2 separate regions of the Homo sapiens genome follow, and region 2 is linked to region 1. A link is a loop called in an ENCODE intact Hi-C map of the cell type or tissue named here. Cell type or tissue: chondrocyte. All regions are shown on one strand. Links, peaks and the distances in the headings refer to the core of each region. The heading gives the core; the rest is flanking DNA. Region 1 holds the start of TAOK1 (TAO kinase 1). Region 2 overlaps TAOK1 (TAO kinase 1).

The links. Peaks named below come from ENCODE experiments on the same cell type or tissue, not always from the same donor. Only the 100,000 strongest peaks of a DNase experiment are listed, where the experiment ranks them.
Region 2: a loop joins it to region 1, with 2.2 times the contacts of the local background. A loop is called at or near these places in 2 of 110 quality-filtered maps.

The regions. Positions count from the first base shown.
Region 1 is chr17:29,385,840-29,394,880 of GRCh38, forward strand. TAOK1 (TAO kinase 1) reads left to right here and starts at 4,524. Exons shown (of 20, transcript NM_020791.4): 1 at 4,524-5,185. It overlaps MIR4523 (microRNA 4523), which reads left to right and starts at 4,823; the gene lies at 4,823-4,891. It also overlaps the pseudogene RNU4-34P. RefSeq lists enhancers at 4,080-4,319, 4,440-4,529, 5,690-5,929 and a silencer at 4,570-5,039. In chondrocyte, for the core only: no CTCF peak of the experiment used is centred there; a DNase peak (open chromatin) is centred at 4,452.
Region 2 is chr17:29,532,273-29,541,313 of GRCh38, forward strand. TAOK1 (TAO kinase 1) reads left to right here. Exons shown (of 20, transcript NM_020791.4): 19 at 1,846-2,028. Among named protein-coding and RNA genes, the nearest start is that of ABHD15, 30 kb to the right of the region's middle. In chondrocyte, for the core only: CTCF peaks have their summits at 4,895 (motif pointing left) and 5,099; no DNase peak of the experiment used is centred there.

The DNA.
Region 1 (9,041 bases), core at 449-8,448:
TATGGAGGAAAGCTTGCATCTTGGTAGTTTATTTTATGCAACAGAGGGATGCTGGATGAGGGAGATGGGGTCTGTGTGGGAGGAACTCCATAGAAAGTCTAGATTTACATCATCCCAGTTTATGAGCCCAAAGGCAAAGCAAAACTTCTCACTCTCACAAAGCAGTATATAAAATCCAAATGAACATCTCTGAGTGGTCCAGCTTGGGCTCTGGGTCATGTACCCTTCCCTGGCCCAGTTGCTTCACCAAGGGGTGAGCTATTTTGGTTGCCCACGCTGTGACGGCGTGCCCATCTGTAGCAAGAGGCCCAGAGTAACAACCCCACAAGAACTCCACAGAACAACAGACAGGAAAGTTCTCTAAGAACTGTAGAGTAATTAAAAAAATTTTTTTTTGAGACAGGGTCTCACTTTGTCACCCAGGCTTGAGTGCAGTGGTGTAAACAGGGCTCACTGCAGCCTCAACTTCCCAGACTCAAGTGATCCTCCCACCTCAGCCTCCCTAGTAGCTGGGACTATAGGTGCACACCAGCACACCCAGCTAATTTTTGTAGAGATGGGGTTTCCCCATGTTGACCAGGCTGGTCTCAAACTCCTGAGCTCAAGTGATCTACCTACCTCAGCCTCCCAAAGTGCTGGGATTGCAAGTGTGAACCACCACACCCGGCCATAGGGTACTTTTTGCCAGAAGAAGAGGGAGAAATTTGGGACAGACAAGAATAACAGATGTTCACTACAAGTGGAATAGAACTGCTAGTGAGGCTAACTGATACGTTTTTTGTGGGGATGCTAGCTAGAGTAGAATATATTAGCACTTGTGGTCAGGTGAAATAAAGCAGCTATCACCTGGATACAACAGAACTTTCATATCCAGACAGGATCTTCACTATAAGTCTGAGACATGGGTAGGGCATATTCATTTTACAGTATATGCTTTTGGGAGTCAAGAGACACAGAGAAGCATAGCAGAAAACACATCATTTACATGACAGGACCGGCTATAACTCCGATACGTACATCAGTTTGGGAAGCAGGTGACTTCTAGACATTCTTAGAACCTTAGACAATCCTGAAAACATTTGACATGTGTAAGACTCCAGAAATACCCATCGGCCAGGCACATAGTGCCAAAGTGACAGTAACCTCCAGAGAACTCTAGCATGTGTGTACACCTTTTCCTAGAGTTCTCTGTCACACTAACATTTGCAGCAGCTATTCTTCCATACACTCCAGGCAAACAGCTTTCATTCACTCACTCTTCTTGACATCTCCCACACCTAACCCAATTTCTGACACATAGGAGAAAATGTCTGCAGAATTATTGAACTGATAGCAAACATTTGTTGAATGTCATTATGTACATTATGCTAAGTTTGTGGACATAGATATAAATAAGACAAATATTCATATGCTTGTGAAGATCACAGCCTGGTGGGAAAGGCCAAAAAATAAACAGTTCTGTGTGAGGACTATTTGGTTGCAAACAAAAGAGAACCAGACCCAACGTTAGCTTAAGAAAAATGGGAATGTTTTAGCACACAAATGCTAAAAACTCCAGGGTCAGGACTGACTTCAGACAGAGTTAGTTCCAGGGCTTCAGTGATCTGGTTTTATCTCCAGAATGTGTTTCCCACTGAGTTGCCTTTGTTCTGGGGCTTCACAGCAAAAGGCAATAGCAATTCCAGTCCTTACATTCTCTCAAGGAAATAGAATGTAGTGGCTCTGAGAACTGCTTGAACCCGGGAGGTGGAGGTTGCAGTGAGCTGAGATCGTGACACTGCACTCCAGCCTGGGCAACAGAGCGAGACTCCGTCCCAAAAAAAAAAAAAAAAAAGAATATAGACCGAGCACAGTGGCTCAGCTTGTAATCCCATCACTTTGGGAGGCCAAGGCGGGTGAATCACGAGATCAGGGGTTCGAGACCAGCCTGGCCAATATGGTGAACCCCCCCCCGTCTCTACTAAAAATACAAAAATTAGCCGGGCGCAGTGACACGCGCCTGTAGTCCCAGCTATTCAGGAGGCTGAGGTAGAAGAATTGCTTGAACCCGGGAGGCAGAGATTGCAGTGAGCTGAGATCGCGCCATGGCACTCCAGCCTGGGCGACAGAGTGAGACTCTGTCTCAAAAAAAAGAAAAAAAGAAAAAAAAGAACACAGTGGTTCTGGATGAAAGCTGAGTTTGACAACTGGCTTCACCACAAACTGGCTATAAGAACTTTGACAAGTTAATCAAAATTCTTCTCTGTGCCTCAGTGCCACTCTTTCTTTCTTTCTCTCTCTCTCTCTTTCTTTCTTTTTGACAGAGTCTCGTTCTGTTGGCCAGGCTGGAGTGCAGTGGCACAATCTCCTCTCACTGCAACCTCTGTCTCCTGGGCTCAAGCAATTCTCTTGCCTCAGCCTCCTGAGTAGCTGGGATTACAGGCGTGTACCACCATGCCCGGCTAATTTTTTTCACGATGTTGGCCAGGCTGGTCTCGAACTCCTGACCTCAGGTAATCTGCCCACCTCAGCCTCCCAAAGTGCTGGGATTACAGGCATGAGCCACCGTGCCAGGCCCAGTTCCACCATTTCTAAAAGGGAATAATAATTATACCCACCCAATATGGTTATTGTGAGGAGTAAATAAGTAGAGTGTTTAGAACTCTCTCTGGCATATAATCAGCACTCAATACGTGTTAACTATTTCACTATTTTTGTTATCATCATCATCAAATTTCAGAAACTTTGTGCAGTGGCAGTATTGTAGCCAATGAGATTTATCCGAGGTGTGATTATTGCTCATTGAAAAATCATAGGCTGGGCACGGTGGCTCACATCTGTAATCTTAGTACTTTGGGAGGCCGAAGCAGGTGGATCCTTTGAGGCCAGGAGTTCAAGACCAGCCTGGGCAACATGGCGAAACCCATCTCTACAAAAAATACAAAACTTAGCCAGCACGGTGGCATATGCCTGTAGTTCCGGTTACTTGGGAGACTGAGGTAGCAGAATCATTTGATCCTGGGAGGCAGAGGTTGCAGTGAGCCAGGATCACACCACTGGATTCCATTTTGGGAGTTCAATATATATATTACATTTTTGGGAGAAAATAAGAAAGTTTCTTTCCCAAAAAGCCAGAGAAAATCTTATTGTACCCATTGGCTCTAATTGGATCATGTGCCCATCCCTGAGCCAGACTAGAGGAAGGTCATACATACACTGTATACACGGATTGCTTAGGTCTGATCAACATGCTCCTTCCTTGGAGCACAGATCTACTATGGCCAGCCTGGTCTCGAACTCCTGACCTCAGGTGATCCGCCCGTCTCAGCCTCCCAAAGTGCTATAATTACAGGCGTGAGCCACCGGGCCCGGCCCAGAGTTAATTTTTATTCATGAAACTCATATAACAGGTTTATTTATTTCAGTCGTTTTGTTGGTTAAAGAACCAAGATTTTTTATGACTACACTTTGTGTACACTTTTAGGTTCTCTCTTTTTTTTTTTTTTTTTTGAGACGAGTCTCATTCTGTCGCCCAGGCTGGAGTGCAGTGGCGCAATCTCGGCTCACTGCAACCTCCGCCTCCCGGGTTCACGCCATTCTCCTGCCTCAGCCTCCCGAGTAGCTAGCTGGGACTACAGGCGCCCACCACCACGCCCGGCTAATTTTTTTCTATCTTTTAATAGAGACGGGGTTTCACCGTGTTAGCCAGGATGCTCTCGATCTCCTGACCTCGTGATCCGCCCGCCTCGGCCTCCCAAAGTGCTGGGATTACAGGCGTGAGCCACCGCGCCCGGCCTTACACTTTTAGGTTCTTGAATAAGTACTGAGGGAGTTTTCCCTAAAAAAAAAAAAAAAAGTTTTGAGATAAAAGAATAAAAACTCTACTTCTTCTTTGCATAGGAGTCTTTAGTTTGTTTGCTGCTCTTGTTCCAAAACTTCTCATTACTCAACCTACTAAACCCACAGACACTTTTCAAGAAGTTATCTCTTTTCTACATCACCAATATATAGGGTGGCTTAGATCTGTATTTCCAAGTCTTACTGTCGTTCCAAGAATTAGTATCAACTATTAGAATCTCAAAAACTCAACTGCATACTGATTGCGCTGCCCAGTGTACCTCTGAATCCCACGGGGGAGGGGGTGTAGAACCGAGTTGTGCAGGAATGGGATATTCCACACTTCAGGGCAAACTTATTCGCAGGATCAGTGGCGGGCTTTGGAGGTGGGAAGCAGGAAGGAAGGGGAATGCAGATAAACTCTTCTTCTTCAGATCTCCGGGGTGAAATGAATGCACCTGACGCCCGCGTGGCATTAGAAGCTCCGCGAACTCAGTGAGGCCATGCTGGACAGAGGCTGGAACTCCGGGCCACCGGGACAACTCTGCCCGTAGCAAGCCTTGCGCGCTCCTGTGAGGGCGCGCGCGCGCGCATGTAGTCGTGTCTCGCGCAGGGTCCGGCCTGTCAGGCGGAAAATCTCGCGAGATCGGAGACGGGGGATGACGGTCTGGAGGAGGGGAGTGGTGTCGGGTAAAGGGGGGGAAGCTGGGCAGCGGCCGGGCTCTGTGGCTTCAGGGCTCGGGGAGAGAGAGGGAGGGTGGCAAAGAGACTGAGTCGGTGCCGCCGCCTGCCTGAGGAGAGAGGAGGGGTCCCGCTCGCCCTGCGCCCTTCGCGGGCCGAAAGCACTAGGCACTCGCGAACATCTGAGGCCTCCCGGCCCCGGGGGACCCCGCCCCGCCGTCCGCCGGCCGGCCCGCGGCCTCTCTTCCCTTTGTGAGCGCCTCCTTACCAGGGGTGGTGTTGGTGGCGGAGGGCTGCGCGTGGGCCCGCCCGCCGAGGGGCCGCGGCGGGGGACCGAGAGGGCCTCGGCTGTGTGAGGACTAGAGGCGGCCGAGGCCCGGGCCGGTTCCCCCGAGGCGGCGACGGAGACGGCTCCCGGCACTTCCCCGCGCCATCTTAACTGAGCCCAAGCGCTGAGGGCGCCTCCTCGACCCCGGTCGTCCCCTCGCCCCCCCCCCCACCCCCCGCCGCCGCCGCCCCTTGTTGCAGAGCTTGGGCTGGGCGGCTTGCTGGGGCTCGGGGGTGGGGGGCGGCGATCTGTCGCCGGGCCCCCTCCTCCTCCTCACTCCTCACCCTCCAGGGTAGCGGCTACCGGAGCGCTGCAGGGGGCTGCGCCTGCCTGCTCCGCCCCAGACCTGTCGGCGAAAGGGTAAGGGCACCTCTGCTTTGGGAAAGGGGGATATAGAGGGGGGCGGGGAAATTCGGCCCACTCGGGCCTGTGTGTGGAAGAAGGGATGTGGGAGTGGGGTGGGGGAGGGAGAAAAGGAGGGTCTGTGATTCTGTGGGTGGGGTGAAGAAGCTGGTGAGCTGGGCGCCCTCCGGTTTTAAGGGGCGAGAGCAATTCCATTCCTTTTTCCTGAGGGTCACCGGAAGGGGTGGTGGAAGGGGGATGTTTCGAGGAAGGTGTGGCCCTCACAGGGAGACTGGGTTGATGTGCACCCCGGTTTAAAGGCGCGAGGTCCCCTTCCCCTCTGGTGCCTTTGCTCCTCTTCTCCTTTGTAGTGTCTGTGTATTCTTGGGAAGGGAGACTGCTCTGGGTGGCTTGCTGGGTGGATTCCACCCCCTAGCACAGGAAATCTATACCCCTCTTCTGTAGGGGCGATGGAAGCGTTTCTCTCCCCGTACCCTTCCCCCTTCCCCATCCTCTAGTCTACTGCAATGCTGCAGAAGTCCAAGGCAGTTTCTTCATACACAGACCCATGTATACACAGAAGGGAGGGGGAGCAGGAGAGGGAAGTAATGGCGCTTCCCTTGAAAAGGTTACTCTTTTTCCTTTGGTTTTAAATCGACGACAGTATCGTTTTAATACTCTTCCCCTGAGATCTGTCCATGGGAAGTGTATCTGTTCTGGTGTTATTGTTGGGGGATATGGCCTCTCGAGAGGGACACCTCTCCTGTTAGAACAGTTTTGATGTCTCTCTTTTTGAGAGATGTCTGGATTGACATTTTTTGTGAGCAGGTTGGATTTTAGTTAGAATTCAAATAAAATAATTTTGTACCTCCTCATCCTCATTTCCCTTTTCTTTTTCTATGACTTTTGTAGTTCATGAAGAATTATTGGCCTGGCGCGGTGGCTCACGCCTGTAATCCCAGCACTTTGGGAGGCCAAGGCGGGCGGATCACGAAGTCAGGAGATCGAGACCATCCTGGCTAACACGGTGAAACCCCGTCTCTGCTAAAAATACAAAAAATTAGCTGGGCATGGTGGCACGCGCCTGTAGTCCCAGCTACTCGGGAGGCTGAGGGAGGAGAATCGCTTGAACCCGGGAGGCGGAGGTTGCAGTGAGGCGAGATGGTGCCACTGCACTCCAACCTGGGCGACAGAGCGAGACTCCGTTTCAAAAAAAAAAATTATTAACAATTATTACATACAGACAGCCTGTCTGATTCAGGGCATTTCTCCCTAAGCTGTGAATTTTTAGGGTTGATACTGTTGTGTATAATATTGAAATTGGATTTTTTTTAAAATGGTAAGGTTACAAACCTTTCTGCAGCTGTTTCTTTGTTCTTATTAATCTGCCTAATTATTCTATGATCTATTTTCTGTAGTCAGTCATTTTTCACTTCTTTTGCTACCTGTCATGTTTGTCTGAAAGCAGATCATCTTATCTGGTTTACAGTAGTACTTGTTGGTTTTGTTCTTAGTTGAGTAGAAATAAAAATTTAAACATTCTGGAAATGTGCTGCCAAGTGCTTTTTGTGACCAAAGAGTAGTTTTCAAGTCTCCATGTACTGATGATACATTTTTTTCAAGTGTTTAGTAAATACTGGTGATGTGATTTCAAAATATTCCACATATGACTATTAATAGAATTAATTTTTTCCCAAAGTGAAGAAGAAGACTAAAATGTGTACAGATAATGAGTTGTCTTTGGTGTATTTAGTGTTTTCAGCTCTACTTAGTGACTTATTTTTAAATACTTCAAATGCCATCTACATTTTATGTTGTCATTAAATGTTGTCCAATAGAGCTTTTTTGGTGTGTTTGTTGCATTTTGAAACCTGTTTTAAGATAGGGATTTAAAGGTGTTAGTAGTAGCGCTAGGCACTAACTTAGTTTCTGTCATTTTATATCATGATTTTGATGTAGGAGACATGGTATGTTAAATAAGTTTTATTTTTTTTTCTCAGAAGATGGAATTCTCTTTTCTTTATTCCCTTTTAATGGTCATCTCAATTCATTGAAATAACACTATTCATTTGAGTATTTATTTCATGGGACAAAGCTGCATGTTGTTGATATGTAGAGTTTTCTCCATTATGGCAAATTATGCCAGGAAGTCTGATTCTCCGTATTATGGCTTGTTGTTGATAATTATTTCATATATACTAGCATGTGTTGATCGAAGCATACTGCTCAGTAAGGAGTGACTGCTTTTACCTTGGGAAGTTGTAGGCAGAGAGGATTTATCAATAGAGGCTACAAAACTTAAAGGATTTACATAGGGTGTAGGTTAACTATTTACTTGCTATATTTCAGCATGCTATAACTAAGGACAACTGAAAAAAAAACAACTCTCTTTTTTCATAGCTGGTAGGAATGTTGCCTAAAAGTGGAAAAGTATGTTCATGATCAATTAGATAAATACATTATTAAGGAAAAATTGCCTGAGGGTTATTTCAGATGACCTCTGATGCCACTGTCAGAAAGAAAATGCTGAGAGCTGTTAGTCTGAGTTGATTCTAGATTAGTATGGCACTTCTTATGTTTCTAAATAGTTCATCTACAAAATGGCAGTGTACATCACTTCCTGTTCTTTCACAACTGGCTCTTTCACTGGATTCTCTTTTAATGACTTAATTTTTGGCATTCTGATATCTGATTTGTTAATTTGGTTATAATTCTCATGTTTTATAGGTGGAAGAATTTCTGAGAATCAGCTGGATTTAAAGGCTTTTAATAGTTTAAGATTATCTTGACAGTAACAAAACATTGCTTCCAAACTAAAGGATAGTATTGCAAACAAATTTAAACTCTGAGAGGTTTTAAAGAAGTACAGCAATGTACAGAATCAGAAGTATGAGGGCACTGAATAGAAAATAATTATCGTATTTTTTATAATGTCGATTTTGGGAGAAGTGAGGATATGGCAAGTAATTGAATGGGTGTTGATATAAAATAAACTTTCTGTATAACAAGGTGTATACATGATATTTGGGCCCATGTTACGATGCCATTTTAACAGTAAGAAAGCAACTCTTTAGTTACAGGATACTAGAAAGACTGGATGCTCATAACTAACCATGAGTATGATTTATTTTAATAATTTGCCAGTTTTTTTTTTTTTTTTTTTTTTTTTTTTTTTTTGAGACGGAGTCTTGCTCTGTCGCCCAGGCTGGAGTGCAGTGGCACGATCTCGGCTCACTGCAAGTTCCACCTCCTGGGTTTACGCCAGTCTCCTGCCTCAGCCTCCTGAGTAGCTGGGACTACAGGCGCCTGCCACCAAGCCCAGCTAATTTTTTGTATTTTTAGTAGAGACGGGGTTTCACTGTGTTAGCCAGGATGGTCTCGATCTCCTGACCTTGTGATCTGCCCGCCTCAGCCTCCCAGAGTGCTGGGATTACAGGCTTGAGCCACCGTGCCCGGCAAATTTGCCAGTTCTTAATAGACATGAATATTTAGTAAATCCAGAAGATATCTAGGGGTCAGTTGTTGGCATTGAAATTAGAGTTGAGATCAATCTGTCTTTCGTGTCTTTCACCTGGAAATAAAGTCTGTGTTTTGCATTTGGCTTATTTGTATATTAAAATCACTTAATTTTTCATTTGTATCTCTGTTTTGTTTTCACTAGTCTCTGTTACTTATAACAATTAATTGCACTCATACTAATTTAATCTTTTAGAAATGAGGAGCATTTTTGGTACATATTAGTTGAGGGTTGCTGTTTGGATGAGGATCATATGTGAACGAATCCCTTCAAAAAAGTGTTATTTCTGGGCTGGGCAAAGTGGCTCAGGCCTGTAATGCCAGCGCTTTGGGAGGCTGAGGTGGGAGGATTGCTTGA
Region 2 (9,041 bases), core at 792-8,791, 150 kb after region 1:
TGTTCTATAGTTATTTCCACTAGAGAGGAAGAGATTCAGAGATCTAATGAGATTCTAGGTTTTTCTTTTTTGTTTGTTTGTGGTTTTTTTTTTTTTGATCATTCTTGGGTGTTTCTCGCAGAGGGGGATTTGGCAGGGTCATAGGACAATAGTGGAGGGAAGGTCAGCAGATAAACAAGTGAACAAAGGTCTCTGGTTTTCCTAGGCAGAGGACCCTTCGGCCTTCCCAGTGTTTGTGTCCCTGGGTACTTGAGATTAGGGAGTGGTGATGACTCTTAACGAGCATGCTGCCTTCAAGCATCTGTTTAACAAAGCACATCTTGCACCGCCCTTAATCCATTTAACCCTGAGTGGACACAACACATGTTTCGGAGAGTACCGGGTTGGGGGTAAGGTCACAGATCAACAGGATCCCCAGGCAAAAGAATTTTTCTTAGTACAGAACAAAATGAAAAGTCTCCCATGTCTACTTCTTTCTACACAGACACGGCAACCATCCGATTTCTCAATCTTTTCCCTACCTTTCCCCCCTTTCTATTCCACAAAACCGCCATTGTCATCATGGCCCGTTCTCAATGAGCTGTTGGGTACACCTCCCAGACGGGGTGGTGGCCGGGCAGAGGCGCCCCTCACCTCCTAGACGGGGCGGCTGGCCGGGTGGGGGGCTGACCCCCCCACCTCCCTCCCGGACGGGGCGGGTGGCCGGGCAGGGGGCTGACCCCCCCACCTCCAACCGGGCGGGGGGCTGACCCCCACCTCCCTCCCGGATGGGGTGGCTGCCGGGCGGAGATGCTCCTCACTTCCCAGACGGGGTGGCTGCCGGGCGGAGGGGCTTCTCACTTCTCAGACGGGGCGGTTGCCGGGCAGAGACGCTCCTCACCTCCCAGATGGGGTCGCGGCCGGGCAGAGGCGCTCCTCACATCCCAGATGGGGTGGCGGGGCAGAGGCGCTCCCCACATCTCAGACGATGGGCGGCCGGGCAGAGACGCTCCTCACTTCCTAGATGGGATGGCGGCCGGGAAGAGGCGCTCCTCACTTCCTAGATGGGATGGCGGCCGGGCAGAGATGTTCCTCACTTTCCACACTGGGCAGCCAGGCAGAGGGGCTCCTCACATCCCAGACGATGGGCAGCCGGGCAGAGACGCTCCTCACTTCCCAGATGGGGTGGCGGCCGGGCAGAGGCTGCAATCTCGGCACTTTGGGAGGCCAAGGCAGGCGGCTGGGAGGTGGAGGTTGTAGCGAGCCGAGATCACCCCACTGCACTCCAGCCTGGGCACCATTGAGCACTGAGTGAACGAGACTCCGTCTGCAATCCTGGCACCTCGGGAGGCGGAGGCTGGCGGATCACTTGCGGTTAGGAGCTGGAGACCAGCCCGGCCAACACAGCGAAACCCCGTCTCCACCAAAAAAATACGAAAACCAGTCAGGCGTGGCGGCGCGCGCCTGCAATCGCAGGCACTCGGCAGGCTGAGGCAGGAGAATCAGGCAAGGAGGTTGCAGTGAGCCGAGATGGCAGCAGTACAGTCCAGCTTCGGCTCGGCATCAGAGGGAGACCGTGGGGAGAGGGAGGGGGAGGGGGAGAGGGGATTCTAGGTTTTTCTTAAGAAAAATATGGTTATTCAGGCATCTTCCAAATAGCTTATGATAGCTTTATCTTCATACCGATATTGGTTATTCTGCATTTCTTTTTCAGAGATGTTTACTCCAAGATACAAGAGAGAAAAATTGTCTAAACTAAAAAAGAGTAGTCTGTCTTCTAACACTCCTCCTCCTTTCCATAGGTCATGAATTGATAGCTAACATTAGGATATATCTTTTTTTTTTCTCTCTCTCTCTCTGTCTCAGCTGCGTTTGGATGAAGCACAGGAAGCAGAGTGCCAGGTTTTGAAGATGCAGCTGCAGCAGGAACTGGAGCTGTTGAATGCGTATCAGAGCAAAATCAAGATGCAAGCTGAGGCACAACATGATCGAGAGCTTCGCGAGCTTGAACAGAGGGTCTCCCTCCGGAGGGCACTCTTAGAACAAAAGGTATAAGTAATAGAAGGAAAAATCATTGTTTTCGAATTAGCTTTTGTCAGAAGCGTTTTATAAATATATTTTCATGTTGGCAGAGGTCACATTAGATTTCTTTCACAATACCACATTTCCTGAATTCTAGTTATGGCAGCAGATTTTTCTTTAAAATTACTGATTCACTGATGAACCTTATCATTAATGAGCTCCAGAAATCAAGGGAATATAATTAAGTAGTAATTGCTAGAGAAAAGATATGGGTGTGTGAAGACAGTCAGCTGAATTTGAGAGTAGCAGATATGGCTCTATTTTCCTCACTTCTGTGTTCCTAGCTTGCTCTACCTAAGGAGGTTGGAGAAGGACTTAACTAGTGAAGAAAGAGAGCTGCATTAATTGCCTGAGAGAGCCAGGGACAAAGGATCAGGAATATTACCTTACTCATACATCCTTGGCCTGGAGCTATACAGATTGGTAGAGGATTACTGAGGGACAGAAGGTAAAATTAGTTCCACACAGGTGAAAAGTCAGGCTGAAAAAATGTTATTTCTAGATGCACATCTTTACTTTTTTCTGAATTATTCTTGTCAGATATATTGGAAAATAGAACTAGAATCCCCAAATTTCCATCCTTCAGGATACTAAGGTGTGTGTGTGTGTGTGTGTGTGTGTGTGTGTGTGTATTAGGGAAAGGGCGATGGACAGAAGATTTTGAGAGGTAAAGAGAAGAAAGGCATTTGTTGCAAGAAGTGGTAGATTAGGCTGGGCTTAGGCCTCCCAGCACTTTGGGAAGCCAAGGCGGGAAGATCGTCTGAGCTCAGGAGTTCGAGACCAGCCTGGGCAACACAGGGAGACCCTATCTCTACAAATATTTAAAAATTAGCTGAGTGTGGTGGCTCACTCCTGTGGTCCCAGCTACTTGGGAGGCTGAGGTGGGAAGATGGATTGAGCCTAGAAGGTTGAGGCTTCAGTAAGCCATGGCTGCACCACTGCACTCTAGCCTGGGCAACAGGCAAGATCCTGTCTCAAAATAAATAAATAAATAAATAAAACAGTGGTCGATTATCAATTGTATCCAGGATTCAGAGATACATTCCAGAACTCTTGAGTCTTAAATTCCCAACAGCTGATGTAGTCTTAGGTCCGTCGGTTATCGCATTTAATACTTACCTAATGATCTTCCTAAAGTTGTCATTGTTTCTGGACCATAGGCCTGTAGATTTTTCCTCTATTTCCTATAGTTCCTGTGATAAAAATAGAATGCCTTATTAAAGTAAAAAATATCTTTTAAACCAGGTGTTGTGGCTCATGCTTGTAATCCCAGCACTTGGGAGGCGGAGGCAAGCAGATCGCTTGAGCTCAGGAGTTCAAGACCAGCCTGGGCAACATGGCAAAACCCTGCCTCTACAAAAAATACAAAAATTGGCCAAGTGTGGTGTCAGACACCTATAGTCCCAGCGACTAGGGAGGTTTAAGGTGAGAGGATCACTTGAGCCCAGGAGGTTGAGGCTGCAGTGAGCTGAGATCATGCCACTGCACTCCAGCCTGGGTTACAAAGCGAGACCCTGTCTCAAAAAAACAAAAAAAATCTTTAAAAAAATCACCTAAATAAGATATAAGATGTTACTATTTCTCTAGCACAGCTGTCTTTATTACTGGCTTCTTTGAGAGGTATTTGCATCTAAATATTATCTCAATTTTATTTCTCATTCAAGATGAGAAAGATAAGGCCAGGCACAGTGGCTCACGCCTGTAATCCCAGCACTTTGGGAGGCCGAGGGTTGGGGGAGCAGATCGCCTGTGGTCAGGAGTTCAAGACCAGCCTGGCCAACATAGTGAAACACCATCTCTACTGAAAATACAAAAATTAACCAGGCGTGGTGGCAGGCGCCTGTAATCCCAGCTACTCCAGAGGTTGAGGCAGGAGAATCCCTTGAATCTGGGAGGCAGAGGTTGCAGTGAGCCGAGATGGCGCCACTGCACTCCAGCCTGGGCAACAGAGCGAGACTCTGTCTCAAAAAATAAGATGAGAGGCCGGGGCATGGTGGCTCACACCTGTAATCCCAGCACTTTGGGAGGCCAAGGCGGGCGGATCACGAGGTCAGGGGAGATCGAAACCATCCTGGCTAACACGGTGAAACCCCGTCTCTACTAAAAATACAAAAAATTAACCCGGGCATGATGGCGGGTGCCTATAGTCCCAACTACTTGGGAGGCTGAGGCAAGAGAATGGCGTGAACCTGGGAGGCGGAGGTTGCAGTGATCCAAGATCACGCCACTGCACTCCAGCCTGGGCAACAGAGCAAGACTCCATCTCAAAAAATAAATAAATAAATAAGATGAGAAAGATAGAAACATAAATCTTGAAAAATATAGCTTCTTCCATGTGCAAATTTCCTAAATCCATGTCATTCAAACTTTTTTTTTTTTTTTTTGAGACGGAGTCTGGCTGTGTGGCCCAGGCTGGAGTGCAGTGGCGTGATCTCTGCTCACTGCAAGCTCCACCTCCCGGGTTTACGCCATTCTCCTGCCTCAGCCTCCCGAGTACCTGGGACTACAGGTGCCCACCACCACACCTGGCTAATTTTTTTGTATTTTCAGTAGAGACAGGGTTTCACCGTGTTAGCCAGGATGGTCTCGATCTCCTGACCTCGTGATCCGCCTGCCTCGGCCTCCCAAAATGCTGGGATTACAGGCGTGAGCCACAGCGCCCGGCCATCTCATTCCATCTTTTATATTTGAAATTTAATCTAAAGTTCTCTCTTAGGATTCAGTATTATCACTAAATGGAAAACTCCCTATAATATTTCAAGAATGGTGTTATGAGAGAAATATTGGCACTATTAAAGTATGGTTATAATTTTAGCTCCACCTAGTGGTTAACAGTTAAACAGCACTAATTAGCATCTTAGTCTTATTTAATATCCTAACCAAAAACTGCATGTTAATACAAAGCCATTACAATGCAGGCATAAAATCAGTACTCATTGGTGAAGGTACAGTGACACTTTTATACAGTGTTAATACATCTTGGAAAGCAATTTGGAGTTGGGTGTATATATACTTGTTTGTTTTTTTTCAAGTGTCAACAGAGACTCACTCTGTTGCCCAGGCTAGAGTCCAGTGGTACAATCTCAGCTCACTGCGTTCTCCATTTCCCAAGGCTCAAGCGGTCCTCCTACCTCAGCCTCACAACTACAGGCATGCACCACCATGACCACTGATTTTTTTTTTTTTTTTTTGGAGGGGGCAAGGATAGAAATGGGGTTTCTCCATGTTGCCCAGGCTGGTCTCAAACTCCTAGGCTCAAGCAATCTGTCCACCTCGGCCTCCCAAAGTGCTGAGATTACAGGCATGAGCCACTGCGCCTGGAGTTGTATATTTAGCCTTGTAAATGTTAAGTGTTTAAAACTTTGAGGAAAAGAAATCCAAATTACAGGAAAAAAGGAAAAGAAATCCAAATTACAGGAAAAAAAAACTGCATAAATATGTTAATTATAACAACTTTATAATAGTTTAAAACAACCTAACTATTTAAAATAGAGATACGGCTGGGTGTGGCGGCTCACGCCTGTAATCCCAGCACTTTGGGAGGCTGAGGCAGGCAGATCACAAGGTCAGGAGTTCAAGACCAGCCTGGCCAACGTGGTGAAACCCCGTCTCTACTAAAAATACAAAAATTAGCTCGGCATGGTGGTGCGTGCCTGTAATTCCAGCTACTTGGGAGGCTGAGGCAAGGGAATCGCTTCAACCTGGGAGGCAGAGGTTGCAGTGAGCTGAGATCACGCCACTGCACTCCAGCCTGGCGACAGAGCAAGACTCCATCTCAAAAAAAAAAAAAAAAAAAAGGTAAACATGGCCAAGCCAATAAAAAAATCTTATTCAGCCATTTAAATGATGTCTGCAAAACCAGTATTAATATGGAAAAATGTTTATGGTGTGTTGAACAAAATTTTAAAAGACAAATCCTACTTGAAGTAATGTTAGTAGTGGCTATGTTAATGTGATAGGTTGATTTTTTTCTCTGTTTCTTTTTTAAAATATGGTTTTATTCATTTCATAATGGAAAAATGCATACAATTATTTAGTATTTAAAAGAGTAAAAGAACAATAGGATGGTACATCTATAGTGCTTCAAGATGTTACTTGGTTTTTATGGCTAATATTTTGCCTTTCAAGCAAAGTATGTGACTACAAGGCAGGCTGGGGTCAATTAGCAATCACTAAGACCCTGTACCTCTCTACAAAAACTTTGTAAAATCCTAAAAGCTGTGATTTCTGCACTTTATGCTTGCCGGTTGTACATACATATAAGAAGGAGACATCTGAAAATAAATAGAAATGGAACTGGAGTGAATGTTAGTTGATTCTAGATGAAAAATCATTCTGTTTGAAGATTGTTGTAAGTCTCCAAGTGAACCAAAAATTGTTCATTTAGTTTGAGACAAAATGAGCCTCACATGTACATGAAGTCTTGTTTCAATGTTTCTCATCCTTCATTTACATTAAATTTTTAGATAACAACACAACTATAAATGTTAAATTATATGTGAAATATATATATATGAAAAGTAGTAGCATTTCCAGAGTATAAATGACCTTTTTTTAATCATCTCATTTAATTTTCTCTCAAGATTTCACTTAGTATTAACATCATGGTTAGTAGTGTTTTTAAGTAAGAATTAAAATTTGGGGGTGGGTGCAGTGGCTTACACTGTAATCCCAGCACTTCGGAAGGCCGAGTGGGGCGGATCACTTGGTGCTCAGGAGTTTGAGACCAGCCTTGGCAACATGATGAAACCCCGTCTCTACAAAAAAAAAATACAAAAATTAGTTGGATATAGTGGTGTGCGCCTGTAGTACCAGCTCCTCTGGAGGCTGAGGTGTGGAGGATTGCTTGAACCTGAGAGGTAGAGGTTGCAGTGAGCCAAGATTGCACCACTGCACTCCAGCCTGGGCAACAGACCAGACCCTGTCTCAGAAAACAACAAACAAACATATTTTTGTGTAGGAAACAAAAAATTGCAGAAGAGGCCGGATCGCTTGAGATCAGGAGTTTGAGAGCAGCCTAGGCAACATGGTGAAACCTCCTCTCTACCAAAAATACAAAAAATTAGCTGGGTGTGGTGGTGCATGCCTGTTTTTTGTTTTGTTTTGTTTTTTGTTTTTTTGAGATGGAGTTTCACTCTTGTTGCCCACGCTGGAGTGCAATGGCACTATCTCGGCTCACAGCAACCTCCGGCTCCCGGGTTCAAGCAATTCTCCTGCTTCAGCCTCCCGAGTAGCTGGGATTACAGGCATGTGCCACCATGCCCGGCTAATCATGTATTTTTACTAGAGATGGGATTTCTCCATGTTGGTCAGGCTGGTCTCGAACTCCCGACCTCAGGTGATCCTCGTACCTCAGCCTCCCAAAGCTCTTGGGATTACAGGCGTGAGCCACTGCACCCAGCCAATTTTTGTATTTTTAGTAGAAATACCCAGTTACCCAGGAGGATAAGGTGGGAGGATAGCCTGAGCCTGGGAGGTGGAGGTTGCAGCGAGCCACGATCGCGCCACTGCACTCCAGCCTGGGTGACAGAGCAAGACCCTGTCTCGAAAAAAAGCAAAAATTGCAGTAGAATGTGGCAAAATATAATAACAGATTTATAAAGTATAGCAGAAATACAAAAGTATAGGAGTGATGTACTCTATAGCGGAGGGAAAGTGGGGCAAAGAAATCTCAGGGAGATGGTATAAAGAGTGCTTTCTGAAGGAAGAATAGGTTAACCAGAAACACAAGGAATGTGTAAAGGCATGGAGAAATGATAAAATAAGAAATGTTTGGGAGAAATTACAAACAGGCCAGGATGGACTGGAGTAAGAAGAGTTTGAAAATTGTTATTCTAAAACATGTTATTAAAGAGGCATTAGGCATTTTTTATGAAGGTTGAAGGAGGACTTAAACATGGAATATTCTTCTCAGGGAAAGATACCAAATGTCTGTATGTCTGTACCATCTTCTTTGAGACTTATTTGCTCCACTTTTCCTCCCCTATAGAGCAAACCGTTCAATACTTTTTTCTGTTTTTGTTTGTTTGTTTGTTTGTTTGTTTGTTTTGAGACTAAGTCCCATTCTATTGCCCAGGCTGGAGTGCAGTAGCCCCATCTTGGCTCACTGCAACCTTCGCCTCCCAAGTTCAAGTGATTCTCCTGCCTCAGACTCCTGAGTAGCTGGGATTACAGGCACCTGCCACCACTCCCGGCTAATTTTTCTTTTTGTTTTTGGGTTGTTTGTTTTTTGTTTTTGTTTTTATTTTTGTTTTGAGATGGAGTTTCACTCTTTTTGCCCAGGCTTGAGTGCAATGGTGCTATCTCTTCTCACCGCAACCTCCGCCTCCTAGGTTCAAGCGATTCTTCTGCTTCAGTCTCCCGAGTAGCTGGGATTACAGGCATGTGCCACCACGCCCGGCTAATTTTGTATTTTTACTAGAGACGGGGTTTCTCCATGTTGGTCAGGCTGGTCTCGAACTCCCAACCTCAAGTGATCTGCCTGCCTCAGCCTCCCAAAGTGCTGGGATTACAGTCGTGAGCCACTGTGCCCGGCCAATTTTTGTATTTTTAGTAGAGACGAGGTTTCACCATCTTGGCCAGGCTGGTCTCAAACTCCTGGCCTGAAGTGATCCACCCACCTCGGCCTCCCAAAATGTTGAGATTACTAGGCATGAGCCACCACGCCCGGCCTTGATACATTTTTTATTTCTGTAGTACCTTATAAATATCTTAACCCATTCTATTGCAATTTTTTATTTGTATTTGCTTCCCATGAAAAAAATTTTTGTTTTGTTTATTTGTTTGTTTGTTTTGAGATGGAGTCTCAGTCTGTCGCCGAGGCTGGAGTGCAGTGGTGTGATCTCTGCTCACTGCAGCCTCTGCCTGCCAGGTTCAAGTGATTCTCCTGCCTCAGCCTCCCAAGAAGCAGGGATTACAGACGTGTGCCACCGCGCCTGGCTAATTTTTGTATTTTTAGTAGAGATGGGGTTTCACCATGT